6 separate regions of the Homo sapiens genome follow, and regions 2, 3, 4, 5 and 6 are each linked to region 1. The links are chromatin contacts, found by Hi-C or POLR2A ChIA-PET in ENCODE. All regions are on one chromosome and are shown on one strand. The core of a region is the stretch at or near the end of the contact, and the rest is flanking DNA. Distances in the headings are between cores, read along the strand shown.

Region 1 (4,215 bases), core at 608-3,107:
TGGCTGGGATTACAGGCGCGTGCCAACACGCCCAGCTAATTTTTGTATTTTTAGTAGAGACGGGGTTTTGCCATGTTGGTCAGCCTTGTCTTGAACTCCTGATCTCAGGTGATTTGCCCTCCTTGGCCTCCCCAAGTGCTGGGATTACAGGCGTGAGCCACCGCGCCCGGAATAATGTTCTTTCTTTAAAAATACAAATTAGCAATCCCCTTAATTCCACAAAGAGGAAAAGTAAAAGAACACAGAAATGCTTGAGTTCAATTTGCTGAGACCAATAAAATGCACTTTCAAGAAAACTGCACAGCACTAGCATTGGAGGCCACAAAAATAAGATACGGACTCTATACTCAAGGAATTTATGAACAAATAAATTTTTCTGCTGGCTGAGGTACTTCTCTGACTGTTAAAGCAGGTAAAACGAAGAAATGTTCCTCCGAGACTTCCTACCTATTCTAACCTCTCAAACTTCTAATTGCAACAATGGCAGCTTTATTTTTATCTTAATATTTATGTGTTGAGGGTTCCATATAAGATTAGATTTGAATAAAGCACTGTATGCCTTTAAAAAGGTTTGAAAATCACTGGTCTAATAAAAGAACAGTGAAAACTGACAGGCAGCTATATTATAAAAAGAATACTGGATTGAGGGTTCATGATGACTGTTTTATTCTAGTTGTTGAACATGTACAGCCATGTCGAAGGAAAAGTTCTATTTCTCACCTCTCATAAAGGATGGCATTTTAAAGGTGAATTTTAATGTCATTCATCTAATAAATATTTGTTGCATGCAATAAGCACAATGTTATTCATATATTCATAGTAAAGTAATAGGGAGAAAGGAAGTACGGAATATCCTGAGGATATCAGCTGTCATCAGAGATGTAACAAGCTGGGTCTCAGAGCACAAGTTTGCCAATTGATTAAAAAGGAAAAAAAATGAGGCATCGTAGATAGAATCATAGGTCCAGAAGAACAGAATTAGAAATAGCTACCACTGAATGAACATTTCCTCCATGCATAGACTTTTATCCTCACCACACCTATGGAGATAGAAGTTATTATCCCCATGCAGACAGGGGTATGCCAAAATCACAAAACTCGTGAGTGGCAGCGCCACGTTTGAAACTGGGGTTGTCTGATTTCAAAGCCAAGGCTCTGGGTTCACAGAAGTACATGTACTTAAGAGGTGTGAAGCAACATGGGACTACTGGAAGGAGGCGGTGAGCCACGAGGCTGGAAATGCAGGCACCTGCTCTCGCTCACTTGACCATAGAGCAACTTGGGCAAAGAAGGGGTGGGCTGACATTGGAGTATGGAACAAACGCATGATTTCAAATAAGCATGTGTGTATCCATCCCAGTTCTGTCCGCTGAAAAGGCCTAGAAGCAATAACACACCAAGCCCTGTCGAATGGTGGGGTCCGCCAGGACCTCCAGGCTTGCTCCCCGCCCTACCCGCCAGCTTCTCCGCCACATTCCACTGCCGCAGCAGAACCGGTGTCCTTCACCTGCCTGCGTCTTCTGCAGTTCGTTAAGCAGCGCCCTTAGCTCCTGTGACACTTTAGGGAGAAAGCCGCAGCACCGGCGATGTTGGCCGCCATTAACGCCCGGCAAAGCGCCCGGAACTAGAAGCAGCGAAGAACCCGGGTGGGCAGCGACCGTGACAGCCGAGCCGGAAGCGGAGCTGCGGGAGGGGCCTCGACGCTCCTCCATCTTTTATTGGAGCTCACCGCTGCCAGTCGCGCTGCCTGCCCGTCCCACCCTTTTCGTGCAGGCATTCAGCTAAATGACGGGCGGAGCCCGGCGGCGGCTTCCGGTCGGGGGAAAAAAGTTGGGCCGAAGGAGGGGCCGGGAAGACGCAAGAGGAAGAAGAGAAAACGGCCGGGCGGCGGTGGCTGTAGGTTGTGCGGCTGCAGCGGCTCTTCCCTGGGCGGACGATGGACAGCCAGGGCAGGAAGGTGGTGGTGTGCGACAACGGCACCGGGGTAAGGGCCGCGCGAGGAGGCCTTGGCGGCCACAGACGCCGGCGGGGACGAGCAGCTGGCGCACGGGCCCTCGGCCCCCAGGGCTGCACCTCCGGGCCCTCGGGGCGAAGGGGCGCGGGGCGGTGCCTCCCACCTCCGCGGGCGTGGGAGCGAGCCGGCCGTTCCCTGGTCTCCCTTGAGCCTGCCACCCATTTAGCCTGCCACCCCCTCACCCTTCCGGGTGGGGGCGGCGGGCGAGACCGGCACTGGACATGGAGCCTACTGACCGCCCGGCAGGGACCTGCTCCGCGCTAATGCGGGGGCAATTGGGCTAAAGCGGACGGAAGCGTAAAAGGCTCGGTTTGTGTGTTCCGAGAAGGGCTCTTTTCCCCAGGGCCACCGGTTTGTAAAAAGGAGAAAGACCTAGAGGCCTTCCTCTTCCTGTATAGTTGAAGATACACCAAACGAGAAGCAGGAAGCGGGTTTACTTAAAAAAAAAAAAAAAAAAAGGGAAGTGCTGTCATGGAGTGTGGACCTCAGCCCTTTCGCTGTGTTTGTTGGGCTTTTTATTAGTTTTTTCGAGGGAAGGGGTCCAGATCGGCAGCGCATCGTTCACTTTTTGTTTTACATACTAGTATTTGGCCCAGGAGTAGGCCCACGGAGACCAGCATGTTCCATTGAGTGGTTTTGGGTGACCTAGGATCCCGCAAGACTCAAGTGTTAATTCCACTAGCCTTAGGGGAAGTTAATTAGTGTTGATTATCCCACCCCCAGCCCCCTTTTTTCCCTTCGTTTCAGTATACAGGTAATGTTAGCCTTTAAGATTCAAAAATTGTAAAATCTGACTAAAGCACTGATTTAGAAACTATTTGAAAATTGTTTCTGTAATCCCAGCACTTTGGGAGGCCCAGGCGGGCAGATCACCAGAGGTTAGGAGTTCGAGACCAGCCCAGCCAACGTGGTGAAACCCCGGTCTCTACTAAAAATACAAAAATTAGCCGGCCGTGGTGGTGCTTGCCTGTAATCCCAGCTACTTGGGAGGCTGAGGCAGGAGAATCCCTTGAAGCCAGGAAGCGGAGGTTGCAGTGAGCCGAGATTGCGCCACTGCACTCCAGCCTGGGCGACAAGAGTGAAACTCCGTCTCAATTATAAAAAAAAAAAATTGTTTCATTCAGACCTCCCTCTTGCCAGATTAAAAAAAAATGTATTTTGGGTAGCAAAGTCAGCAAATTAGAAGATGGAAATATTATTTATTCTGGATGACTTCTATAGTGATTTCTAACCATTTTGATGTTGCAACATTTTGTGAGTTTTCTCCCCTCCCTCCCATAAATATGATGTATGAATTAAAGTTCATTTTACTTGAACAAAACACTTTGGAATCTGAATTGTTGAGGGGGAAAAGAGCTGGTATTTACTGCCATAATACTGCCCTTGATTAGATTTGTTACACAATTTTACAAGCAATAATTATGGTAGCTTCATCTGAACTGTGTTAAAAATGGACTAGAGTAAAAAGAGTGTTAACGTACATTGAGGCCAGGCGCGGTGGCTCATGCCTGTAATCCCAGCACTTTGGGAGGTCTAGGCGGGCGGATCACCTGAAGTCAGGAGTTTGAGACCAGGCTGGCCAACATAGTGAAACCCCGTCTCTACTAAAAATACAAAAATTAGCCGGGCATGGTGGTGGGCGTCTGTAATCCCAGCTACTCGGTAGGCTGAGGCAGGAGAATCGCTTGAACCCGGTAGGCGGAGGTTGCAGTGAGCCGAGATCGCACCACTCCAGCCTGGGCGACAGAGCAAGACTCCGTCTCAAAAAAAAAAAAAAAAAAAAAGAAAAACAAAACATATTAATGTGACGGTTTTTAAGAATGTAATATTTTTAAAAAGGCAGATCCACTGCTATGGAAACGTCTAAGATTTTAAGTTGAAAAAGGTTTTAGAATGATTCAGTTTAAGTGTGTGTTCCTTATTAAAGATGTATGTCCACAAACTTGTATCCGCATATGAAAGTTTTGGAGGGATACATAAGAAATGTTCATAATGGTTACCTATGAGACAGAGGATAAGGGAGTGAGGGAAGATGGAGAGGACTTCATGACCTTTCTGAATTATTGGAAAAATGTTCTTTATTTGAACAAAGCAAGTATTATTAAACTATATTTAAACTAAATTAACCATAAACGCATGTTACATGTGCGGCTAAAATTCAGTTAAATGTGCTTTTTAAAAAAGTATTAGCCTGATTTCCA
Region 2 (4,771 bases), core at 965-3,464, 1.1 Mb before region 1:
ATATAACTGTTCTACTTTCCAATTATTTATTTTAAACTCAAGATCTCTTTTAACATACTATAGAAAGGGAACAGGTTAGAAGGCTTTGGGAAAAAAAATAAAATAACGAACATCTCACTTTCATTTTCTGATGCAACCACCAAAATCTAAAATGTAAGGACAACTATATAGTACAAAATTAAATTTAAGAGAATTTAGAGTAAGTGAAACTATTCACTATTACTACAGTTCTGATTATTATTTACCTGAGGAAAGAGCTAGTAGAAGTGATGCTTGGTTTAAATTTTTGGTGCTTTCCAGTATGGTACCGAAGAAATAAAAACTCACAAAATAAATAAGGTCCTCAGAGTTAAAGACTTTTCCCCAGAAGAGGTTGTTGGTATAAATAAAAAAAACAAGGAATTCATATGCTGTATTTGTACACTAAGAACAATGTTTTGAGACATGTAAATCTTATCACTCAGAAAATATTTTGTTGGCTATAAAGAAAACGCATCGTAAACTGAAACAGAACTGAATAAAGTGAACCTTTACCACAATTAAAATATTTTAAATTCACCCTATTATGAAAACTTAATAATAAATTCATTTATCCTTAAGTGTAAGAGTAATACATATTCGACACAGTAAAGGACAATGCCATTTCTGAAACAAAAGATCATGTGCAATGAAAACAAAGTAACATTTTGCAGAGTAAGAAAAAGTAAAGAGCCTGTGAACCGAAACAGATGACCTTTTCTTATATATAAAGCTTCAGTTTTTAGCACAACCAGCACCTTATGAATAAAGTTCTCAATAACATTTGTTGATATACTGTTTGATGACTAAACGACAGGAATATTGTTGGTGCTGTTAAAACCAAGGCACATTTCCTTGTGTGTAGTGATTAAAATCTGTTAAATGTACATTTTTAAAAAACCTCTGCCCTCTGTCCCCTTCTTGCTCTCTTGCCTCTAACAGACCTGCACGTACAAAAATAAAAGTAGATGGTGACGTGAGTTTATGATTTACATTAATTTCCCTACTCGGAGCATTTTTCACTAAGTCTTTAGAGGTTTTAAGATTCAAACACTATGTAAGAAGAATTATGGTTTGAACTACGTAACAATTACCTAGACATCTTTTGGACTTCAGTTAACCTGTAAGTAAAATGAGCATCTTTAACTTTTCCACGGGGCTTTGGAGAACGGGTTCTTCCTCATAAACGCTTTCATATACTCAGACACGAGGCGCGGTAGAAGATCAAGCGTATCCATCAATTTGAGAGCTTTTCACGACCTCAGTTTACCCACTTAGGGAAACGGGCGTATTAACTTGTTTCCTAGGGGACCCGGGGGTGAAATTAATTAGCGTGTTTAAAATGCTCTGAGATCCAAAGATGAAAGGAAATGTGAAAGACGCGCAGAGATGATGACAACAATCATAACAATAAAAAGAATGACTAACTTGAAGTCTGCGTTATGTAAGGGAGGAAAAGAAGTTATCAGATCCGCACAAACAAAAGGGAAACCCACCGCCCCTTTTGTTTCTCCCATTTCCCTCTCCTCCCCGCCACCCGCAGAGCTCCCCTCTCGCAGCCGGAGCGCGCGGCCAGCCAGGCGCGGGGCTCGGAGTTGGCCGCCGCGCGCCCCGCTCCCGGGCGGAGGGGGAGGCCGCGTAGGGCCGGTTCCTGACAAAGGCGCTTCCTCGAGCCAGGGCGCGGGATGCAGGCGCCGCAAACTCCGCTCCCCGCCGCAGCGGGGGCGCGCAGGCGGGCGGGGAGAGCCGGCTGCTGGCCGCCGGGGAAGCCGCCGAGGAAGTTGCGCGCCCGCCCTCCCCGCGCCCCTCGGCGGCCCCGCCGCCATCCATCCCGCGGCGCCCCGCGGTCACACTTACCGGACAATTGCTGGTGGCCGGGATCCCAGAGCGGCCCCCGAGACCCGAGGCGAGAGGGTGAAGTGTTGTGCGCGGGGAGCGCGAGCAGACAGCCCGCCGTTCCGCCGCTGCCCTCCGCGCCCGCCAGCCGAGCCCAGCGAGGGGAAGTTGACCACGGAGCCGAGCGCTGAGGAGCCGCGGACGCAGGGAGAGGCGTTGGGGCTGCTTTGTGGTGCGCTCCCGGAGGGCTGGGGACCAATTCGACCGCACCGCGGGACTAGGGCTGCTGCCGCTGCTGCTAGTGGAGGCGGCGGCGGCGCCCCCCGACGGTCCCTCCGCCTCACACCGCCTCTGGGTCACTGACATACACTCGCAAGGAGGGGAGGGGTCTAGCCGGGGGGCGGGGCCTGAGGGAGGGGACCGGGCAGGGCCACAGCGGAAGGCGGTGTCGCCGCACCGAGAAGGCTCTTGGGAATTGTAGTTCTCCGGTTGAAGAAAAAAGGGATTCATTGTTGTCCAGCACCCTACCAGGCTCGCTCTGCACTGAGCATGCTCGAGGGCGAGGTTTGGACCGCCCCCTCCCACCGTTACCATGGTCACCGACACACTTAGCGAACGTGTTCAGTGCTGCTGTTGGCTGAACAAGGACGGTCTTGTATTATGGTGTTGTTGGGGATCCAACCCTTAGACGGTCCTTCCTACTTTTCTCCACCTCCAACTCCTAGCCTTACCAGTCATAAGTACCCAGTGAGGTCTGACTTTCTCTCCATATTTCAGTCTTCCCTGCTGCGTAATTTATCTTCCACAAACCCTAAATCACAAATACCTCTGTCCCTCACTTCCCTCAATTGAATCTTCTCCGGCTAAATTCAATTTTCTTTACCTAAGACTTGTCGAAATGTAGTTGTTTCCAGTAATTGAACAATTAGGTTATAAAACTTAGGAATATCACCACTATCAAAGTCCCGTAATTAATTACTTTGCTCAGTTAGTCACATCTAACTTTAAGATTAGCAAAGGCAAAGTACAGAATTAAGACCCCTATATTTTACTTGATTACTATAAAAGAATCCGGGTTCGTTCATTTTAAGGCCTACAATTTTTAAGACATACAAATTTCATAAAGTATACGTTCAAAAGACAAGTTGAAAATTGTTTATGTGTATTGGCCAACTTTAGTTTGGTAATAAGAGAAGTCTGAACCAAGGTATGAGTATGTTGTTGGGCTGGTCAGCTAAGTCTACACCCATCTTGGGCACCCAGGTGTGGAAAGGTGGTAGGGAGGAGGGTGGAGAAAGGCAGGACACATTACTGGCTCTCCGGAGAGCTAAAGGCAACGCGTCCTGAGCGCTTTTGTTTTCCTTCTCCACCTACCTAGAACCCCACACCCTGGAAGAAAAAGATTAATGCTTAGGAATCAGACACACTTTTGGAGCAAGGCTTTCAGAGAGTCTCAAGATCAGAAATCCTTATATCTACAGACTATATAATTATACACTCATTCAAAAAATGCTTGTTGAGTGTCTACTTGTGCTAGGCACTGTTTTGAGCCCCAGAAATAGAGATACAAAAATGTAAAAGAAACATTCTTATTTTCAGAGTGCTTACTATGCAAAGGAGGAGACAGGTAAATAGACTTAATTTGAGAAGTACTACAATAGGAAAATGCAAAGCTACCCACAGATGTGGGCAAAATCAGGAAATGCTTCAAAGATCACTTGAGATAACTAGGAATTAACATGTTTGTGTATTTTGGTAGGGGAGGAGGAAGAGAGAGGTGGGTGAGAGCATTGGGGGTGGTGTTGGGGAGAGCATCAAGCACAAATACCTAAAGGTGTGAGACCCAAACGTATTTTGGTTCAGCAAATAGTTGCATTGCTGGCAGTAGAATGGAGTTGGGGGAGTGGCAAGAGGAGACACTGAAAAAGGTAAGGGAGACAGCTTAGGTAATGAAGAATCTTGCACAATATGCTAAGGAACATGAACCTTTTCCTGGAAACAATGGGAAGCCACACAAGGATTGTAAGCAGATGGAATTTTGATAAGATAGGCATTTTAGAAAGATCACTCTATGGAGTGTGGTATGTATGGGACCTGTTACAGTATTACAGGGGAAAAAACCATGAGAGACTGAACTAAGGTAAGGCAGTGGCAGAAGAGAAAACTGAGGGTAATCAGACACTATTCAGGGGATAGAATATAGAACATAGTGACTAATTGCCTAGGTTTGGGGGTGAAGGGAAAAGTAAAGTTATGAATTATGATGCTTGTGGTTGAAAGCAGCAGAAAACCCAGCTCTAACTGGCTTAACCAATAAAGGAGATTTATTGAACCATCTAGCTAGAAAGTTCAGGAAAAAGGCAGTCTATAGGGATGACTGATTCAACAAATCAGAGATGTCATTAAAGGCACTTTTTTTCCCTCATTTTAATTGCTTTATTGTTAGCTTTATTGTCAAATGACGGTTGCCAACAACTTGTGTAGCTTTAAGTTTCGCTATTTAGGTCCAAGAAGAAATAAGAAAAAGATTCACTTTTGGAAGCTCTTTTGTAAAGGAAAGAAAACTCCTTTCCCAGAAGCCTCAATGATTTAGTCACATGTCCCTACATAAACCAAAAATGGCTGCCAGGAGATGGCACAAGGATAATTATCTTAGGATGAAGACATGTGCGTACCCTTAGAGCCATAGAAGTCAGCTTCTACCAAAGCTGTGATGAGGAGGTGCAAATATCCCAGTGAAAATTGAGCTGATTACTCAGAAAAAGAAGCATGGAGTCTGAGAAGTGGACCACAGTGTCTACTGCAAGGAAGAAGCCAATGATGGATCCCAGATTTTTGGATTGTGTGTTTATGAGCTAGTGATCAGTTATGTACATGACTCTTGTGCCCTGGAGACAGATTTGGGCAGCAGAAGATA
Region 3 (4,486 bases), core at 568-3,067, 1.2 Mb before region 1:
TATCAACAACAAAACAGTCTTTACGATTTGGTTGTGATGCATTCTTTATTTTAAAAACCCATTAAAACATTTTTCATTTATTTAAAAAAGTGATCCTCAGACTGCCTCTTAGATTGGTAGTGTAATAATTCTTAAGTTATCAGAACATAATTTAAAAATAGCCAAATTACAATAAAATCGCAAACATCTACTGTCGTCCCAAACAACTATCAATTACAGCTACTGGTAACCTATCATAAGCAATGATGAGCACTACGAACCATCAACATCCATTTCTAGGAAATCCGATTCTGACTACACTACAAATACAGTCAAACAAATCCCATCATTCCCTCTGTTCCATCATTTAACTGCTTAGAAATCATTTAGGCTCTGAAGGTGCTTTTTCCAATTAGAACTCCCCTTCGGATTTATAAAAGTGAATGTACATCAAAATCTGCAGTTTAGGTTATCGCAGTAATATTTCTCGGTATACTACAAGTAATTTATCACGGTATTACTTAAAGGCGTTTAGTATTAAGACCGCCCTTGATTTGACAAATCAGAAATACAGCCAATTAAAAACAAAAACAGTCCAAACAATTTAATTCTTCGAAAGAGCCTCAATAAAGACCAAAAAATAAAGCTGGTTAGAAGAAAAAAATTTTTTTTTGAAACGCCTGTCAGTCAAAATGCTAAAAATACCATCTTGAACTCAACACATGAACAGACCAAACGGCTAATTATAATTGGCAAGCCAAAGTTCCCAAGTCAACGACGGGAGAGCAGAAACGGCAGAGAGGGCCTGCCCTTTCTGTCTATGCAGAGATGGAAGGAGGCAGAACTGAAGAAAATTATTGCACAAATTATTTCAAGCTACATTGCCAAAATGCAAAATACTGAGTAACTCTTTGGGTTAGCCTTCCCCGGAGAGAAAAACAAACAAATGTTTTAACGATTCCAGTAGAATCCAATAGGACTAAGGGCCTGGCTGGAAAAAGAAAAGGAAAGTTTGGGGGCAGCGTCTAAGGGGGTGATGGAAGTTCCAGAGCTGGGATCCCGGAAAGATAAGAGAGGGGCAAGAGCGGCGTTTGCGGTCGCTGACAGGAGGCAGGGAACACAGCTGCCAGCCCCGATCCCGGAGGGAGAGTGAAAAGGAAAAAAAAAAAAAAAAAAGGAAGTGGCGGAGAGGAGCATGGAAGCTTCAGTGCCGGTCAGCTGTGACCGAAACTCGGTCCGTTTGGGGCTGGGGAGGAGAGCCGAGGGGGTGGGGTCTCGGTCCCTCTCTCCGCTGTAGGTCGGGGTGAGAGTGGGCTGAGACGCGCGGGGGGCCGCGGGGCACACCTACCTGCGGGTCCCGGGGCAGCCGCCCTGAGCGAGGCCTAGTGCATCGCCGCCGCCTCCAGCCCTCCACGTCGCACCGAGGCTGCTGCTCCACGGCCGCCGCCGCCCGGCGCCCGGCCGGGCCCGAGCCCGGGTTCCCGCCCCCGCCCCGCGCCCGCTGGCCAGTCGGCCCGGGGAGCACAGGGCCGCCCTCTCGAGCCCAGCTTCACTCAGGGGTGAGAGGTGGCAGCGGCGGCTCCCTCACGTCTCTCCCGGGTGTCCTGTCAGCCAGCAGTTTCCCCCGGGTCCGCAGCGCCGCCTCCGCCGCTGCTGCCACCGCCTCTCCCACATCCCCGGCCTCCAGGGGAGCCGCCGCCGCCGCGCCACGACCACTGCCTCTAGCGCTTCTGCTCCCGACTCCACTGCTTTCCCTCACCCCGCCGGCCCAGCCGGCTCGGCCCGGTCGGGTGCGGGGAGACAGCGCCGGAGGCCGCCGCAGCCCCCAGCCCACAATCCACCGCGCGGCTCCGCCGGGGCGGGAGGGCCGCGGCCCGGGCCGGGGGGAGCGCCCGCCGCCTGGGGAAAGCGGCCTTGGCGCAGGCCGGCGTGCCCGTCGCAGGCGCAGCCAGAGTTCTCTCGGGGCGGGGAATACACCGCGTGGCTCCCCTGCGCCTCCTCTAATAGTCCTACACGCAGACAAATCCACGCTGAATTCCACTTTCCCCACCACCCTTCCCCCCAACTCCCAGTTTTCAGGAACACCCAGAAAACCTCCTGCCGCCTTCCCCGGGACTGGGACGCGACCCCTCCAGCGTAGCCCTCGCCACCCCCAAGACCAACCGACTCGAAACATCCCTAAATCACCCGGGACCTATTAAAGCAAATACTTCCACGAGATTCCTCCTCTCCCCCACCCCCTCGAAGTAAATGCTTTTCAGCTGTTCCCTAGTAAATGCCCTTCCAAAGGTTAAAGGTCACCCCTCCGCAACAACCCAGTTCTCTCTATTGAGGCCTTTTCCCCATCCAGTCCTCCCCTCCAAGTCTTCCCCAAGTTCCAGGCCTTCCTCCCAGACACTGTAATCAGTTATTCCTGTTACTTGACTGAGATACTTGGAGTGTGTATGATAATTAATACCTTCTAATTCTGACTTCAGCCTGGTTTCACAGGACTTGCAACTTTAAACCAATAAAACACAGTCCACAAGAAAGGGAAGGTCTTAGTATATAAATATAAAGACACACACACACACACACACACACATATATTTTAGGAAGAAAAAGATCCTCAATCCTTTGAGTGCTTGTGACTTAATTTTGGGAAGATTTTATTCAATGTTGAAATTCTTGCCTAAAAATAAATTTCAAGCATTTATAAGACATAGTATGTTTTAACAAATCAAAAGTGAAAATGTAACTCTTATAGTTGGGGGGTTGAAAAAAATGTTGATCCAAGTTTCACTTCTAAGAAGTCACTTTGAAAACTGCAAACATAACTTTTATGAAATAATATTTTCCCCACCAAAGAGCTAAAGTTGGGGAAAGAGGACAAAAAGTAAGGAAGCATCAAAAATAGTTGAGAGAAAACTCTTACATTATATTTTTCTAAGTTCAATCCTCTAAAATTATGTAAGAAACAAAGTGAGAAAATCATTCCCCAATATGAAATAAATTTAACTGTAAAAGAGTGAAGTCCTCTTAAATCCCTGATCACTTATAAAACCAGATGAGTTTACATAGAAGCAGAGTAGAATGGTGGTTACCAAAGACTGGGGGGTAAAGGGTGATGAGGAAAGGGGAAATGTGAGTCAAAGGGTATAAAGTTTCAGGTAGGAGGAATAAATTTTAGTGATCTATTGCACAGCACGATGACCACAGTTAATAACAATGTATTTAATATTCCAGAATAGCTAAAAGAGTACTTTCTTTGTTTTGTTTTGTTGAGACTGTGTCTGGCTCTGTTGCCCAGGCCAGAGTGCAGTGGCATGATCTTGGCTCACTGCAACCTCTGCCTCCCAGGTTGAAGCAATTCTCCTGCCTCAGCCTCCCGAGCCGCTGGGACTACAGGCGCGCACCACCACGCCCAGCTAATTTTTGTATTTTTAGTAGAGACGGGGTTTCACCATATTTGCCAGGCTGGTCTCCAAACTCTTGACCTCGTGATCCACCTGCCTCAGCCTCCCAAAGTGCTGGGATTACAGGCATGAGCCACCACGCCCAGCCAAGAGTACATTTTAAATGTTCTCACCATAAAAAAAATAAGCTGGGTACAGTGGCCCACACTTGTAGTCTCAGCTGAAGTGGAAGGATGCCTTGAAACTAGCAGTTTGAGTCCAGCCTGGACAACATAGCCAGACACCATCTCTTAAAAAAAAAAAAAAAAGTAGGTGAGGTGAAAGATATGTTAATTAGCTTGGTTTAGTTATTCCACAGTGTGTACATATATCAAAACATCACATTGGATCCTATAAATATATATAATTATTATTTGTCAGTTTAAAAATTTTTTATTAAAAAAGATGTGTTTATACTGTGAAAATATTAACAAGAGGATTAACCAAGTTTTATCTAAGGCCAGAAAGGAAAATAATTTTTCTTTATGTCTAGAATCAGTTCATAGATTATGCTAGGAATTGGATTTAGCAAATTCTTATATTTTGACCCCCCTCAGGAAGTCAACAACAGTTCAAAAACTTCCTTAAGCCTGGCTGGTTTGGCCTTTAAAAAAATATTTGTGTTTATACCCCACCTTGTTCCAGAAAAGATTCCAACTTGGCACTTGGACTAAATGATAGCCGTCAGTTGTCTCCCAGACACTAGAACAAGACAGTCTGGTTTGCTTCCTCATTATCCATCTGTTGATAACATACCATAGGAAGAAAATACACATTGAGTGTCGTGCTTAGTTCTTTCAGAGATCCAGCTCAATGTTTACTTTTACTTTTACTTTTCCACAGAACAATTCATAATCTTGAATCTAAACAGGAAAGTAAATGCTGATGATCAGGTTTGCAAAAATTTTTTTAAAGTGTGTAAACTGGGCAAGCAATTTCATTTAAACCTAGATAAATTTCAAATTAATTACTATGTTCACTTGCTATCACTTGAATCATTTCAGTCAGTATGAGAGCTAAAAGCCAAATCACAAATAAATAGGTATAGATATATTATTAGTGTACATTTCCAG
Region 4 (4,707 bases), core at 1,696-4,195, 1.2 Mb after region 1:
TCCTCTATTATCTGTACTAGATTTCGAATCTATTTTCTTTAAACTATCTTTCCCTCCCTCCTCTTATTTCTGTTTTTTTGAAATGTCAATGCTAGTGAGGGGGAGAGATGCAGAGGATGAATGTTTTTGAAATACAAACGCCAAGCCTCCACACCACAGGACAACCTAAAAACCAATCACAGCATTTTAAGGGACATCTTAAAGTTTGGTGGCAAATGATAAACCCTTATCATTTTGTGAACACAGCTGCCAAACTCGATTGATTAACAGGCTTTTGTTTATTCTGGGCTGGCAAATACACACACGTTTTACCTTAAGAGGTGCCTCTTTAGTTTCTAAGGGTTTTGGAGCTGACTCATCAGTGTGACCTTTTGGGACAAAAGCCTAATTTAGGATATAGATCTTTCCAGAAGCACAATTCCTTATAGAACATAAAGTCAGGGGAGTTCTCCGAGACGACTTTACCAGCAGCTCAGAGGAGCACTGAGGGCTTGAAATGCCTCCATACAGGAGGGTGTAAACAATAGAGACCAAGGGCCCAGTCTGCCTCCTTTTGTCACCGTTCTCTATCTCTGGAAAGATGCTCTGAGATAAGAAGGATGAGAAGAGAACGGAAGGCCTGAATCGCAAGAGCTAGGGCCAAGTGCCAGAAGTTTTCACCAGGCCAAGTTTTTGCAAAATAAAAGTGCTATTGCCTTAAAAAAGCAAGTATCTGAAATAAGTTAGGAATAGGGGCTGTCAAAAAATGGGCATAAATATTGACAGTAGTTTACTAAGATACCTAGACCTGTCCCTTCATTTGTTTCCTTTTAATAGATGATTAATTGCTGCCCTGCTAAAGGAGTTTTTTTTTTTTTTATGGCTACTATATTGCAACTCTAGACATCCTCTGTGCAATTTCTCTCAGCAAGCCCCAACTGTAATAACTGTTTGCTAATTGTAAAATCCTTATCCAGAATGAGGTTTGGGCAAACAATTTGTACTACTGTAATTACATTGTAAAAGTGTTTAGTCCCTTGATTGTTCAGAATTAATTGTATAAAGGCCTAGAAGTTATATTAGGTTCACAGTTTAAAATGGAAAGACTGTGGGGGGGGGGAGGGGCACTTTTCAAAACTACTGAGTTGATTTTAAGTCCGCAAACTCAAACTATCTCATTCTTTAAGGAAAATTTGTGTGTAGGTAATTTAAAGTACATTTTTAAGGTAATCTGGCACATCATGGTTAAAGCATGCAGTCGTCTAGTCTTCCTCCTGCTTTGAAGATTTTGGTTATGTTTGCAAAGGGTGACTTACCTGAACCTTCTTTTCTCATCTGTGCTAGAAAACAAAAGAAAAAGATTACCGGAAAGCAACAATACAAAATAAATCCTGTTGTCAAATATATATATATATATATATACTGACCTTTTCCAAATTTGAAAACGTGGCCGCAGAGTTGTGGTAAATCCAAGCCCCGTTACCTCTTTGCCGAAGAACCCCTGAGGCTGTTAAAGACCACAGTCCTCTAAGCGTATTTCGCAATAAATTTCTCTCAGTTAAATTATACTTACACAATTTCCCTCGCAGTTCATTTAAGGATCATAAACGTAGGTGTGCCCTGTCGGTGTTTGGTTTGACCCCCACCTCCCACCCACGCATCTCCCTCCTACCCCCGAGTCGCGCAGATGCCTGGCGGGCCTGATGCGGGGACGATGATCACACCCCCGCGAGCAGCCATCGGAAGGCGCTCAGGTATACCCCGAAGTCGGCTGGGGTTCCGGGAAGGGGTCGCAGACTGCCGGCCCAGCTTAGTCCTTTCCCTAATCGGAAAAGGAGCGTGCTGCCTGGCCCAGCCAGCGCAGCCTCCCAAGGATTAAACAGAAATCGCCTTCCTGAGACGGGGAGGTTCCATCTTGGCCTGAAATTCTGCTTCCAAGTTCATGTTGTGGGGCCGGGGAGCGACGGTGAGGCGTGGGGTGGGGGGGTGGGGGGATGGGGGGAGGCCGGGAAGTGTAGGCAGAGGCATAAAGGCGCTGGTAATGCACCTGGCTGCCCACCCACTCCGTCCCCAGCTTTTACTCGCGGGCCTGTCTTAACCTCCCAAGTGATGTTTCAGGGCGTTTGTACCAGAAAACCTACACATGTATGTGATGGAAAAAAACTAAAAGATCCTGAAACTTAAGCGTCAGAAAAAAGACAGGGAGAAACAGAGAGAAAAAGGAGAGAGGAAGCAAATGATAAGGGATCCTGGAGATGGTTTAAACACACACACACACACACACACACACACACACACACACACACACACACACACACGAGGGAGAGCTCTTTCAAGGCAAAGCGCTTCTGAAGGTTTTGGGAGAACGTGTGTCAGCCCTTCAGGCACACAGGGTGCCAGTACGGAGTTGGGGGCGGGGAAGGGTGCAGTGCAGGCGGCTGGGAAGGCTCATCTGCTCGGCTTTATGGAAACGCTCCACTGTTGGGGGCAACCAACCCCGCGTTGACTCCTGCGAAGTGCTAAAGGAAGCGATAGATGTCGCCTAAGGAGACTACGGACGCTCGGTGGAACCTCATTCCAGACCTATGTTCTCATGCTCGCCCTGTGTCTCCTGCTCCTCGGAAGCCCACTCTATAGAATCTTCAGTCCTACCTCGCAGACGGACGCAAATTATCTTTTACTTTGCGCTTAAGAGTTGGCTTCAATACATTTTAGAGCTCCTAACCTTTCCCAAACAATCTTCGGATGAAGGGATACCCCCAATCTTGCTCAAAACTCTTTCCCTACCTACACCCCCTTGAGGGTGAGGGTTCAGTCCGCAGCTGGCGAGTGGGACGTGGGTGGGGGCGATGGAGGCGCGGGCGGGCTGCTTGGAGGGAGTCAGCCTTTTGGCCACCTTCAGGGCGGGAATAGGGACTGGCAGTTCGCATTCCCCGCAGATCGAAGCTCCCTGCTGATCGATTATTTGATAATTGATTTTCCCCGCAGCCAATGCGCGGCGGCCTGGGCGGGGGCGCCTCCTGATTGGCCGAGCACTCCTCCACGGCTGCCTACCGAGATTTGGGTGAGCTCATTTTCCAGTCGACCGCAGGGGGAGTTTTCTGCGAGGTTTCAGCTGGAGGGAGGGGGAAAAATCCTCTCGGAGCCGAGCGAGCTGCGAGCCCTGCTTGTGGATGTGAGGTTTCCAGCCACTGGTAGAGCTGCTGCGGCTGAGCCATCTCGGCAGATCAGAGCCCAGCGGACAGAAATATAAATACGAAAATAACGCCACTAAATATAATCACAAGGGAGAAGCTTAGAGCGGGAGAATAAAGAGAAGGGGTGAGGGGGAATTAAAGCCCAGGCAATAGGTGTTAAAGTTAAAAACAAAACAAAACAAAAAACAGTGGTTGGTTGGAGCCTCCGAGTTGTAGGTACAGGCAGCTTTTGTCTGAAATCTCAGCTTCCGAAGCGGATTTCTTTTTCTCTGGCACTGGGAGGTTTCGCCGAGCCGGGTTGGGGACGGGAAAGAGGAGCGCGGGGAAGGATGTCTGGGGTGGTGAGGGCAGGGCTTCGCTGGAGAAAGAGCTAGTGGGGCGCGAGGTTCTTACAGGCCCGGGAGAGGTCGAGGCTGGAGCCCCTCGGCGCCTCTAAGACAAAGGCAGCGGTGGCTGCAGCCGGAGCCTAGCACTCCGGCAGCGTCGCGCCGCGCCGCGCCGCGCCCTGGGCGCACGGCCGCCTCACCCCGAGCGGGTCGGAGAAAGAGCCTCCCTCCCAGCGGCTCCCCGGCCCCGGCTCCGCCCGCGAGGTCTGGGCTGCTGCGAGCCCGCGCCGGGTTTCGCTTTCCGACGATCATAAATAGCTTGGTGTTTGTAAACAGGCGCTGGGGGCACATTCCCCGCGCTCAGCTCATTGTTCCCTCCCTTCCTCTCTACTTCGCGCAGGACGCCTGGGCTGGGGCTGGGAGCCGCCGGGGCTAGGAGGTGGGGGAGTCCAGACCCGAAGTGACAAAATGCTAGCATTTTCTTTCCCCCGGCCGGGCGTCCACCTCTAACAGCAAAGAAACCTCTAAGCTGGGTCTGCAGAAAGCCCGAGCCACCTCAACCCCATGTTCTCAGGACTCCTTAGCAGAGGCTTTCCCAACCTGGCTTCTCCCTCCTTTTCCTCCACGATCCCGCTTTGACTTTTCTCCTTGCAGTGTTTAGTTCTGAGAATTCAGTACTTTGCGCATCACCCCCTGCCCCGAAAAACACTGGCAGACCCCAATAATTTCGAGGAAAGTCATGAAGTCTATGCGCGGAGCCCTGTGCAAAATAACTCCCGCTGCTGCCTGCCCGGCGTTGATTCCCAATTTATTTCAAGAGAGTCGGCTTTGGGGAGAGAGTCTGCAGGGGGAGGGAGAGAAAAGAATACTGAAAATAAAGCTGGCGGCCGCGGGCTACTGCCTGCGTTTGTGTGCGTGTGCCCTGGGTGTGTGGTGTTTGTGCCTGGGCGTGCGATTTAATGGAGCGCCTCTCTGCCTCTCCAGTGCGGCCAGAGCTCGCTTCGCGCACCCACCCCTGCCGAGGAGCCTACTTGCTGCAGCCCAATGCATTGTGTAAGACGCGACCTGTTATGGCCACCACTACTTCCGGGTTCTAGCATTCTGGTCGGAATCCACCTCTCCGCCTGTGCAACACACACTTTACACACGCACGGGGACTGCAAGCGGGCAGCATCGATCGTGGCTCCTTTAAGACAAACTCAGAC
Region 5 (4,784 bases), core at 2,127-4,626, 1.1 Mb before region 1:
GCGTGAGCCACCGCGCCCGGCCTGGAAAACTCGATCTTATTACTTTTTTTTGTTGATAATTATCAAATACAGGCCTATTTCCTTCAGGGAAACTGGACATTAAAATCTGAACTTATAGGTTTAAGAATTCTGTTTTCCATAAGCACTCAAATATTTTTTCAAAAACTTTAAAAGCAAAGCACAACTTGTGCTCTGCCACTGCCAAAAAGGATTTGAAGCAGCAAAATATTAAGATTCAGGAAAACTGAAGACTCTTTTTTGTTTTTTTTTTTAAAGGCAAGAGCCAAGGAAAAAGGTGTATATGGCGAGGAGGAAGAAAAACTTTATCAGAATGCTTTCGCTAAATGAAGCGATTATAGTTGAAAACAAAACTTCATTTCCTTAGAGGGAAGCCAAAGCAAAGAGAGAACCATGAGACGTGTCCCAACTCTCTATTTCAATGAAAGGAAATTCACCATTCATCAGGAGGGATACTTTTTTGTTTGTTTCTAAGCTAGCGTGGGGTATACAGAGAACACTGATCATAATGGTTGAGAACTTTGATAGTAGTTATAAGTGGAGTTGTCCTTCCTTTGGCAAATGTCGTCTGACAGGTGCCTCAGTCTAACACTCAGGACGGAGTTCCTGATTCCTCCACCAGTGAGCCTCATCCCCTAAACAGTTCTTCCTATAATCTCTACTTCAACAAATGGCAGTTCCATCCTTCCAGTTGCTGAGGCTGATTGAGTGGAGTCATCCTTGATCCCTCTTCTTTCAAACCCTGTAGCTGATCTGCTAGCAAATGCTGTCAGGTCTGCCTTTAAAACACATTCAGAATCTGATCACTTTTCAAACCACCTCCACTGCCACCACCTTATCCAAACCATGATTTATCTCCAGGATTACTGCAATGTTCTCCCTGATCCCACCTTCAGTGTATTCAGATCCTATTAAATATGTCACATCAAGTCACTCACCTGCTCAAAACCCTCCAATGTCCCAATCTCATTCAGAATTAAAGCCATAAATCCCAGGGGGCTCTCCATAATCTATTGTCATCCCCATCTGTCACTTAAATTCTGTCGTTTTACTTCTTTGACCTTACCTGCTACTCTTCCTTGATTCATACCACTTGGCATCACACGCCTCTTTGCTATTGTAGAAATATCCCAGACATGCTTCTATTTCAGGGCCCTTGCAAGGGCCTTGTAGAGCTCTCTGCCTAAATGCCCCTCTAAGTGGCCACTCCCTTCTCTCTTCAGCTCTTTTAGAGCTTTATTCAAATACCACCTTCCCAGTGGGGCTTTCCCTAGCCTTCCTGTTTGATATTGCAAACACTTCTCCTCCTGCCCCAGCATATGACATTTTGCATCTGCATCTCCTCTTTCTACTTTATTTGCCCCCTCAGCACAGTTCACTATCATATTGTATATATACATATATTTACTTTTTCTTGCTTATTTCTATCTTGTACACTAGAATACAAACACGATGAAGGCAGGGATTTTTTTTTTCCTGCTATATCACCCGGTTTAGGACAGGGCTTGGCACACAGTGGGTATACAAAAATCTGTTTTAAGAAAGCAGAGGCCGGGCGTGGTGGCTCACGCTTGTAAATCCAGCACTTTAGGAGGCCGAGGTGGGTGGATCACTTGGGTCCAGGAGTTCGAGACCAGCCTAGCCAACATGGCAAAACCCCGTCTCTACTAAAAATACAAAAATTAGCCAGGTGTGGTGGCCGGCACCTGTAATCCTAGCTACTTGGGGAGGCTGAGGCAGGGAGAATTGCTTGAAGCCGGGAGGCAGAGGTTGCAGTGAGCCGAGATCACACCACTACCCTCCAGCCTGGGCGACAGAATGAAACTCCGTCTCAAAAAAAAAAAAAAAAAAAAAAGTAGATAAAATTTGAGGATAAAACATTAAAGAATACTTATATAAGAGTAATTCTGAAAGTGGGGGTGACAGACAGAATAACAGAGTTCAGTGATGCAGAGTTTTGCTGTTCTGATTTGCTATAGGGCAGTGCTTAGAGAAAACAGAGAAGGGAATGGAACATAGGTTTATTAACCAGTGGTCTCTAAAGTGTGGTAGCACAGCAGGGTGTGGTGGCTCAACACCTGTAATCCAAGCACTTTGGGAGGCTGAGGCAGGAGGATTGCTTAAGAGCAGGAGTTTGAGACCAGCCTGGGAAATCTAGTCAGACGGCGTCTCTACTGAAAATGAAAAAAATTAGCCAGGAATGGTGGTGTGTATCTGTAGTCCCAGCTACTCAGGAGGTAGAGGTGGAAGAATTGCTTGAGCCTGGGAGGTTGAGGCTGTGGTGAGCTGTGATTGCACCACTGCAGTCCAGCCTCGGCAACAGAGCAAGACCCTGTCTTAAACAAAAAAAGAAGTGGTAGCACAAGATGATCCATTGCAACGAAGGGCCAAAGTGTTAGAGTTATGTTGAGCTTATAACCTTAGAGACATAATAAGTGGACTTTCACCAGTGCCCTCAGTCTGGGTCAGACGGGAAGAGTGAAGTGGGACACTCAAATGTTAGAAGTAATTAATCCTAGCACTTTGGGAGGCCAAAGTGGGCGGATCACAAGGTCAGGAGATCGAGAGCATCCTGACCAACATGGTGAAACCCTGTCTCTACTAAAAATACAAAAACTAGCTGGGCATGGTGGCGGGCGCTTGTTATCCCAGCTACTTGGGAGGCTGAGGCAGGAGAATGGCGTGAACCCGGAAGGTGGAGCTTGCAGTGAGCCGAGATCACGCCACTGCACTCCAGCCTGGCGACAGAGTGAGACTCCGTCTCAAAAAAAAAAAAAAAAAGAAGAAGTAATTACATACTTACATTATTATTTATTCCTACCCTGCTTTACATGTACTAGAAGACTTTTACATGAGGGAAGTAAGCAAAGAAGGTTGCAAGAGGATAACCTAGTAAAAGAACTCTGATGTCTGAATGGCTTCCCTTCATGTCTTGCTTCATTACCCTAACATTTTAGATAAAGGGAAATTTAATTCCTTGAACAAATTAAGTAGCATTTAAATATAAAGATTACTTTGATAAAAGAGTTAAGCCATAAAGATTATCTTTCTTGAGAATGCATTTAGAAGACCTAAATACAACTTTTTCTCCTCCTTGGCCAGAATACTGACATTCCCTTAATACAACTAAGTAAAAGTGTTCTATTAGGCCATGACAAAATAACAGTTCTGCTTGAACAGCAAACACCCAACTGATCATTTAAATTGCCTGAATTTTTAAAACTTGAATTTGATAGAAAATGAGCCAGGTTTTTCCCTGTTAGAAGAGATTGTTTTTACCTGTTAGAAGAAAATGCAGGCAACTTTGGGAAGGACGTGCAACTTTTATGGTTACGAAGCCACTATTTAAATAGTCTAACATGCAACTTACAGGTGCCAACTCCCTAGCAAGGCTTAACTTAGAAAAGGCCTCAATTATTCAACCACTAACAAAGTTCCTTTATTAGTAAGAGATGCTTTTAAAAAAGAACCAGATACTTTAAAGTGTTACATTAAATGCAAACTCTTCATCTATTTCAAATGAGTATTTTTGGAGTGTGGAATAGAGTTGTTCACAGTTTTCACTTCTGGTTTCTCATTCTCGATTATGCAAAAATGAACTCACAGAGACGAATTCAATTATGTATTTTGAAAAGTATTTACTTAGTTTAAATAAATTAATTGCAAATAAAAATTAAGCTACAATATATAGCCTGAATAAAAATGACTAGAACAAATACAACACAGGACTTGCTTTCTTGCATTAGTCACAAAGCATGTGACAATCTAGAAAACTTCAAAATCAATTACATTTCTTTGAAAAAGGGGTAACAGCAGTTACTGATACATCACAACTAATAAACTTATAATACAAGTTTCCTGACATGCATTTCCTGAGTGAACCCAAATGATCATTTTTTAAAACAAGGAAGTTTCGACAGTTGAAGTAAAATAAAATAATTCATGGCTTCTAAGCAACAAGTTTTGTTTTTTAAAAACCAAAAGAAAATTCAGAACAGTTTTGTAATAGGATAAATTAAAGGTATGCTACCACATATAAAACTTTGCTACAGTCAGTTAAGTATTATACAACTTTTCAAACTAAAGGAAAACAAATCAAAATATTAAAAGAAGATACTGTCTAATCTAAAAGTGTACTGGTTTCTACAAGTGTCAAAAAAAGATTTGATGTAGTGCAACTGTCTATACTTGTGGTGCCTTTGAAAAAAGGGTGGGAAGGAGGGGAGAGAAGAAACTTTTCTTGCTTCTGGAAGCAAAAGACATATTGGAATTAGAGAATAAACAGACCATGCAGTGCGTCACTCCACGCTGCAGTCATTGGTGCTCATCTGCCAACCAAACATTTCCTTAAGTCTCACTGTGGCAATCTCCTTAGGATTCAAACCCAGAGTTAAGGCTGGTCTGCTAAAAACGGGGGCACTATTGTCATTCAACCCTTTAGATCTCTAGATTTCCTAATGCCCGAATAAGGCCAAATACAGAATAATTAATTAAGCATTTCTTTTTCCAAAAGCAAATCAAGTCACTCTCCTTTCTTGCTAATTTATACTTTTTCTTATGGCAATGATTTTTTTCTAGAAACAGTGAACAGATGAACCACAGTTTATATCCAAAAAATAAACTTGCCAAATGCTGCTGATACTAAAAACAGATTAGTTATCATGGGAGAAAAATAGATAATCTAGATTAAATTGCATATCCAAAGGAGCATATAAAATGTTTCTTAGCATTAAGTTTTTGTTATAGTACTACGCTCGAGAGAAACA
Region 6 (4,110 bases), core at 1,329-3,828, 1.0 Mb before region 1:
TTCACAACTATAGTGGCGCTGAAAGCCAGTGAAAAATTTTCCCCGAAATAAAAAATATTCCTTGTTAGGAATTAAGAATTGAATACCTGCTATTTTCCCAGAAGAAAAATGGAAAGAATACTTCTTGAGAGTATGTTGACAGTCTGTCTAGAATTTTCAAGTGTAGGAGACTTTGAAAGTAGCTTAAATGTAACGATTGTAATTACTATTTGTGTATACAAAATGAATTTAAGGACTATTCTAATTGCTAGGAAACATGCAAACCTAAAAAGGAGGTTTATTGCTTTTTTTCAAGCATAGGAAAAACTAGGTGGCTGAGAATCTTTACAATTTTTGGAGAAAAGAATCTTAACAAAACCACAGGAATGAAAGTGAATAAGAACCTGTTTGTTTGAAGACATCAGAAAAGTGGTTTTTGTCAGGGCTGTTTTCTAGGAGTCAAAAAATATTTGAAAGTAGAATCTATAATTGTGACTCATACAGCAGTGGGTCCTGATTACATAAAAAAGGCACACACGCTCTAGTAGAGCATATTTTTTAATAGAATTTTAAACCCAGAGTACTTTCTCCTTTAAAATCTCTTTTCCAAAATTTGATACCTATTTTGCGTAAGTGTACAGTAAAACAAATTTAGGCTGTCATGATGGAGTCTACTTTCCTCTCTCTTCTACTGAAATCTCCTTTTTGTCATCTTCTTGAAATGGTCATTTTAAGTCACACATAAAAAAACAAAACAAAACAGCAAATAGAAGTTTTATGGGAATGGAAATGATTCACGGAGAGCTGGTTGCAGCAGGGAACTGGGCCTCGCTTGCATCTGGAGATCAGGGCTCTGTAGAGCCAGTACTTGCCCCTGACCCAGCCCCCTTTCCAGCAGTGTTTATATGCTTTCTCTGCTTCAGCTGATCAGAGGATATTCCATTCTAAGCCTTTCATGGGACAATGTTTATGTGATTTTTTTTTTCTTCTTCTTTGTGGGGAGGATTCCTCCCTGCCTCTTGGAGCTTAGCAGCACTAAGAAATGTCATCCTAAGGTCACATTTAGATTAAAACCCAGTAAAACCTGATGGACTTGTTATAGCAAGTGACTGTGAGGGACACTCACAGTATGATGACTGTGGCTTGCTAGTCTACCATGGGGACAGGAATGAGGGTGGGTCACAGGAGGTCCTAACGGGGAGGCAAATCTGCTTTAGCAGCAGCTCGTTTCAAGAGGCTGGGTGTTGCGGCATTAATTCTCCTGGGTTGGGAGCCTGGGCAGGGTGGGTGTCAAGTGGCTCTGGCAACTGGACCCCTTCGGGGTTGCCCTCAGGATCAGGATGAAAAGGGGGAAGTCAGGCTGGAGCAGCAGCGCGGTTCACGCAGAGAGCACCCCAGGCAGCCACGAACTGGCTTGCTCCGTTCAGATTTCTCTTAAACAGCAGTTTTCCGTTTCTGTTCTATGGCCTCTGAGGGAATTTCCCAAATTAACCTTCACTAAGCTTTCCTGAGGGACTGTTTTTGAGCGCTGATGGGGGAATTTCCCCCTTTTGACCACACTGTTGCCCGGAGACTTGTTGCTGCTCTTCATCTGGGGATTTTCTCACTGGCATTTTGCTACTTCCTGTTTCCCAAGAGTCTCTGCTCTCTGGGAACTGAAGATTTATCAAGAGAAGGGGACAAACAGCCTTTAGGAAAAAGGGGAGGAGGGTGTATTTAATACAGTGGTGCTTTTCTTCCCCTCCTTTAGTTCTTTGCTACAGTAACATTGGATTTGAAAATCAGGCCCAGGGAGCTTGCTGAGAGCTTCGGATTGATTACGCTAAACATTCCACAGGAACTTGAGTTGTACGGTGTAATCACAAATCACATAAATGATTGTTTTATTAGAATATCTATCCTCTATTTGGGATGGATAGAAACCCCTGTGTTAAAAGAAACCACTAAAGAAATCATTACTCCTTTTACTTAGTGAAAATGCACTACCACTTGTTGAATGTTTCCTGTGTGTCAGCCATGGCACTGGGGCTTTGCATACATTTCTCGTCTGATGCTAGCAACAACCTGGAGGAGTAGGGCTTATTCAGACTCATTTAATAGATGAGCGAACCAAGCCTCGAAGAGGCTCTGAGAGGTTAACTGACAACCACATTTTCCCGGCTGGTATTAAGCAAAGCTCCAATTCTGTGGATTCCTAAAGCCTATGCTCATATTTACTCAGCTATAAATTTGTATTGAACTGGGGATTTGTTTCATGGGTCTCTTAGGTGCTATTACCAGGAAAGCAGCAGGAGAGACCCCGAGAAGAAGCAGATCCCCAAAACCAGAGGTGAAAATATTTTAGGGAGCAGTATTGATAGTCCTTGGCTTAACCCTGTGCACTTGCCAGGCCCTTTTGCCATGTCACCTGGAAAAAGCTGCTGACTTGAAAGGTGACAGGAATAAATATATTTAAAAAGCTTCAATTGAACGAATTCATTAGTTCTTTCTCTTAGAGAAACTTTCCACCTAACCACTGCTGTCACCTTGCTACTTCCTACCCTAGCTTTGTACATTTTATCAAGGGTATTAGAAATAATTCCCCTGGGGACAGGTCCCAGAATCTCTCTGGCCCTGCTCTGTGGAAGTTGACATCTAGAGAAAATAATGTTCTGGAATTGCTCTACCTCCTTGACTCTTGATGCTCTTAAGCCAGATGAGTGTCTGTGCATGCATGTGTGCACGTGTGTCTGTGTTCTTGTGGTATGAGGTTCTTGGGGGATGGATTATTAGCCACAGTTGACCTTTGCAAAGTTCTCCAAGTATTAAATATTTTCACTTCCACTGGAGGAGTGATCAGCATACACGAGGGGGTGCTGGAAGCAGCTTGGGGAGTGACCTGGCTGTTCCTGGGAGTTCCTGAGGAAAGGGGGTGCAAAATCTGCATTGGTGCCCCCTGCTTCCTGCACACTTTGCAGCAGCTCTTCCTCTCCAGGGTTTGTCTAGGAGGGCTCCTAGCTGTATTGTCTTCATCCACATAGTGAACTCTGATAACCACCAAATGTTGAGAGTTGACTAGTTGCCTAATAGTTTACCTGCATTGACTTAACTTGATCCTCACCCATGAAGGTAGGCAAAATGATTCCGTTTAAAACAAAACAAAACAAAAACAGTGAGAAGACCAAGGCCCTGGAAGGTTAAAATGGCCCAAACCTACCGGCCGGGCGCGGTGGCTCACGCCTATAATCCCAGCACTTTGGGAGGCCGAGGCGGGCGGATCACGAGGTCAGGAGATCGAGACCTTCCTGGCTAACACAGTGAAACCCCGTCTCTACTAAAAATACAAAAAATTAGCCGGGCGTGGTGGCGGGCGCCTGTAGTCCCAGCTACCCGTGAGGCTGAGGCAGGAGAATGGCGTGAACCTGGGAGGTGGAGCTTGCAGTGAGCCGAGATCACGCCACTGCACTCCAGCCTGGGTGACAGAGTGAGACTCCGTCTTGAAAAAACAAACAAACAAACAAACAAACAAAAAATGGCCCAAACTACCTAACTAGTAAGTCAAGGGGTTGAGATTCAAATATTGGTGGGTCTGATTCATAGCTGTAGCTTTATTATGGCCAGGGGTGGGTGAGTGGAGTAAATCTTATTTATTTTTTAATCACTAGGAAACTATATCCTAGCCTTGAAGTTGCAAATATACAGGCTGTTATCATTTCAAATAATCAGGTGGTAGAAAGAGAGCAAGATTCTAATCAGCACAATGCCCAGGCCAGGGAAGGAACGTGGCGCGACCCAGAGGACCCTGGCTTGACCAAAAGTGGTATTTGGAAAAGGGGGCACCGATCCTCTTTTGTGCTAAAGGGGACATGGTTTTCTTATCTTCACTGTTTCCAAGGCATCTTCTTAGTGGTGGCTCTGCAACTAGAGAGGGCTAAACAAGCAACGCCAGGTTTAGGCTTTCATCCCATTGTGCTTGAGAAAAAAACAAGTCTTCCCAAATCTAGTACTTTACAACACTTCATAATTAAGCAGCCAAGAATCTGTCTTTCAGTGTTTGTGCCCAGTCACTGGTACACATTATAATCAAAATCCCTTTTCCCTTCAAAGCAGAGCATCACTGCCTTTCCCACTATTCTCCTGCAGAAGAGCAGG

The links. Hi-C counts contacts between places; a loop is a spot of excess contacts on that map. ChIA-PET counts read pairs that join two places held with the same protein, here RNA polymerase II (POLR2A). Pooled maps may share reads with other maps.
Region 2: a loop to region 1 is called in a map of CD8-positive, alpha-beta T cell, with 8 times the contacts of the local background. The contact joins the promoter of PELI1 here to the promoter of ACTR2 in region 1. A Hi-C loop is called at or near these places in 6 of 168 maps with a recorded cell type or tissue (CD4-positive, alpha-beta T cell, CD4-positive, alpha-beta memory T cell, CD8-positive, alpha-beta T cell and 1 more), 2 of 37 single-sample maps with no recorded cell type and 11 of 50 pooled maps. POLR2A ChIA-PET finds 5 or more read pairs at or near these places in 4 of 52 experiments (BJ, T-cell, activated B cell and 1 more).
Region 3: a map of naive thymus-derived CD4-positive, alpha-beta T cell shows a loop between it and region 1 (5-fold over the local background). The contact joins the promoter of VPS54 here to the promoter of ACTR2 in region 1. A Hi-C loop is called at or near these places in 1 of 168 maps with a recorded cell type or tissue (naive thymus-derived CD4-positive, alpha-beta T cell), 2 of 37 single-sample maps with no recorded cell type and 9 of 50 pooled maps. POLR2A ChIA-PET finds 5 or more read pairs at or near these places in 4 of 52 experiments (CD8-positive, alpha-beta T cell, HepG2, activated B cell and 1 more).
Region 4: a map of chondrocyte shows a loop between it and region 1 (3-fold over the local background). The contact joins the promoter of MEIS1-AS3 here to the promoter of ACTR2 in region 1. A Hi-C loop is called at or near these places in 1 of 168 maps with a recorded cell type or tissue (chondrocyte) and 5 of 50 pooled maps. POLR2A ChIA-PET finds 5 or more read pairs at or near these places in 2 of 52 experiments (PC-3 and activated T-cell).
Region 5: a loop to region 1 is called in a pooled map, with 2.8 times the contacts of the local background. The contact joins the enhancer-like site here to the promoter of ACTR2 in region 1. A Hi-C loop is called at or near these places in 3 of 50 pooled maps. POLR2A ChIA-PET finds 5 or more read pairs at or near these places in 2 of 52 experiments (HepG2 and activated T-cell).
Region 6: a pooled map shows a loop between it and region 1 (4-fold over the local background). The contact joins the promoter of LINC00309 here to the promoter of ACTR2 in region 1. A Hi-C loop is called at or near these places in 6 of 50 pooled maps. POLR2A ChIA-PET finds 5 or more read pairs at or near these places in 2 of 52 experiments (CD4-positive, alpha-beta T cell and activated T-cell).

Annotation. Positions count from the first base shown.
Region 1 is chr2:65,225,974-65,230,188 of GRCh38, forward strand. ACTR2 (actin related protein 2) reads left to right here and starts at 1,858. Exons shown (of 9, transcript NM_005722.4): 1 at 1,858-1,984. The coding sequence starts at 1,937. It overlaps LOC124907779 (a long non-coding RNA gene), which reads right to left and starts at 1,626. Exons shown (of 2, transcript XR_007086461.1): 1 at 1,508-1,626. RefSeq lists enhancers at 849-1,738, 1,739-2,627, 2,700-2,789 and a silencer at 2,010-2,199.
Region 2 is chr2:64,142,206-64,146,976 of GRCh38, forward strand. PELI1 (pellino E3 ubiquitin protein ligase 1) reads right to left here and starts at 2,215. Exons shown (of 7, transcript NM_020651.4): 1 at 1,876-2,215. RefSeq lists silencers at 1,663-1,732, 1,743-1,812, 1,953-2,022, 2,103-2,292, 2,383-2,442.
Region 3 is chr2:64,017,611-64,022,096 of GRCh38, forward strand. It overlaps VPS54 (VPS54 subunit of GARP complex), which reads right to left and starts at 1,818. Exons shown (of 23, transcript NM_016516.3): 1 at 1,328-1,818. RefSeq lists an enhancer at 1,002-1,071 and a silencer at 1,232-1,941.
Region 4 is chr2:66,430,525-66,435,231 of GRCh38, forward strand. It overlaps MEIS1-AS3 (MEIS1 antisense RNA 3), which reads right to left and starts at 2,946. Exons shown (of 4, transcript NR_046438.2): 1 at 2,767-2,946; 2 at 1,407-1,486; 3 at 1,296-1,314. MEIS1 (Meis homeobox 1) reads left to right here and starts at 4,601. Exons shown (of 13, transcript NM_002398.3): 1 at 4,601-4,707. RefSeq lists enhancers at 2,775-3,127, 3,997-4,707, 4,461-4,560, a silencer at 3,653-3,752 and a promoter at 4,359-4,707.
Region 5 is chr2:64,089,220-64,094,003 of GRCh38, forward strand. PELI1 (pellino E3 ubiquitin protein ligase 1) reads right to left here. Exons shown (of 7, transcript NM_020651.4): 7 at 3,433-4,784. Among named protein-coding and RNA genes, the nearest start is that of PELI1, 53 kb to the right of the region's middle. Within about 2 kb of position 3,377, at least 3 of the 41 ENCODE cell types and tissues checked have a DNase peak (open chromatin) inside an H3K27ac peak, as active enhancers do.
Region 6 is chr2:64,202,907-64,207,016 of GRCh38, forward strand. It overlaps LINC00309 (long intergenic non-protein coding RNA 309), which reads right to left and starts at 2,579. Exons shown (of 6, transcript NR_033837.1): 1 at 384-2,579; 2 at 87-182. RefSeq lists an enhancer at 1,344-1,673.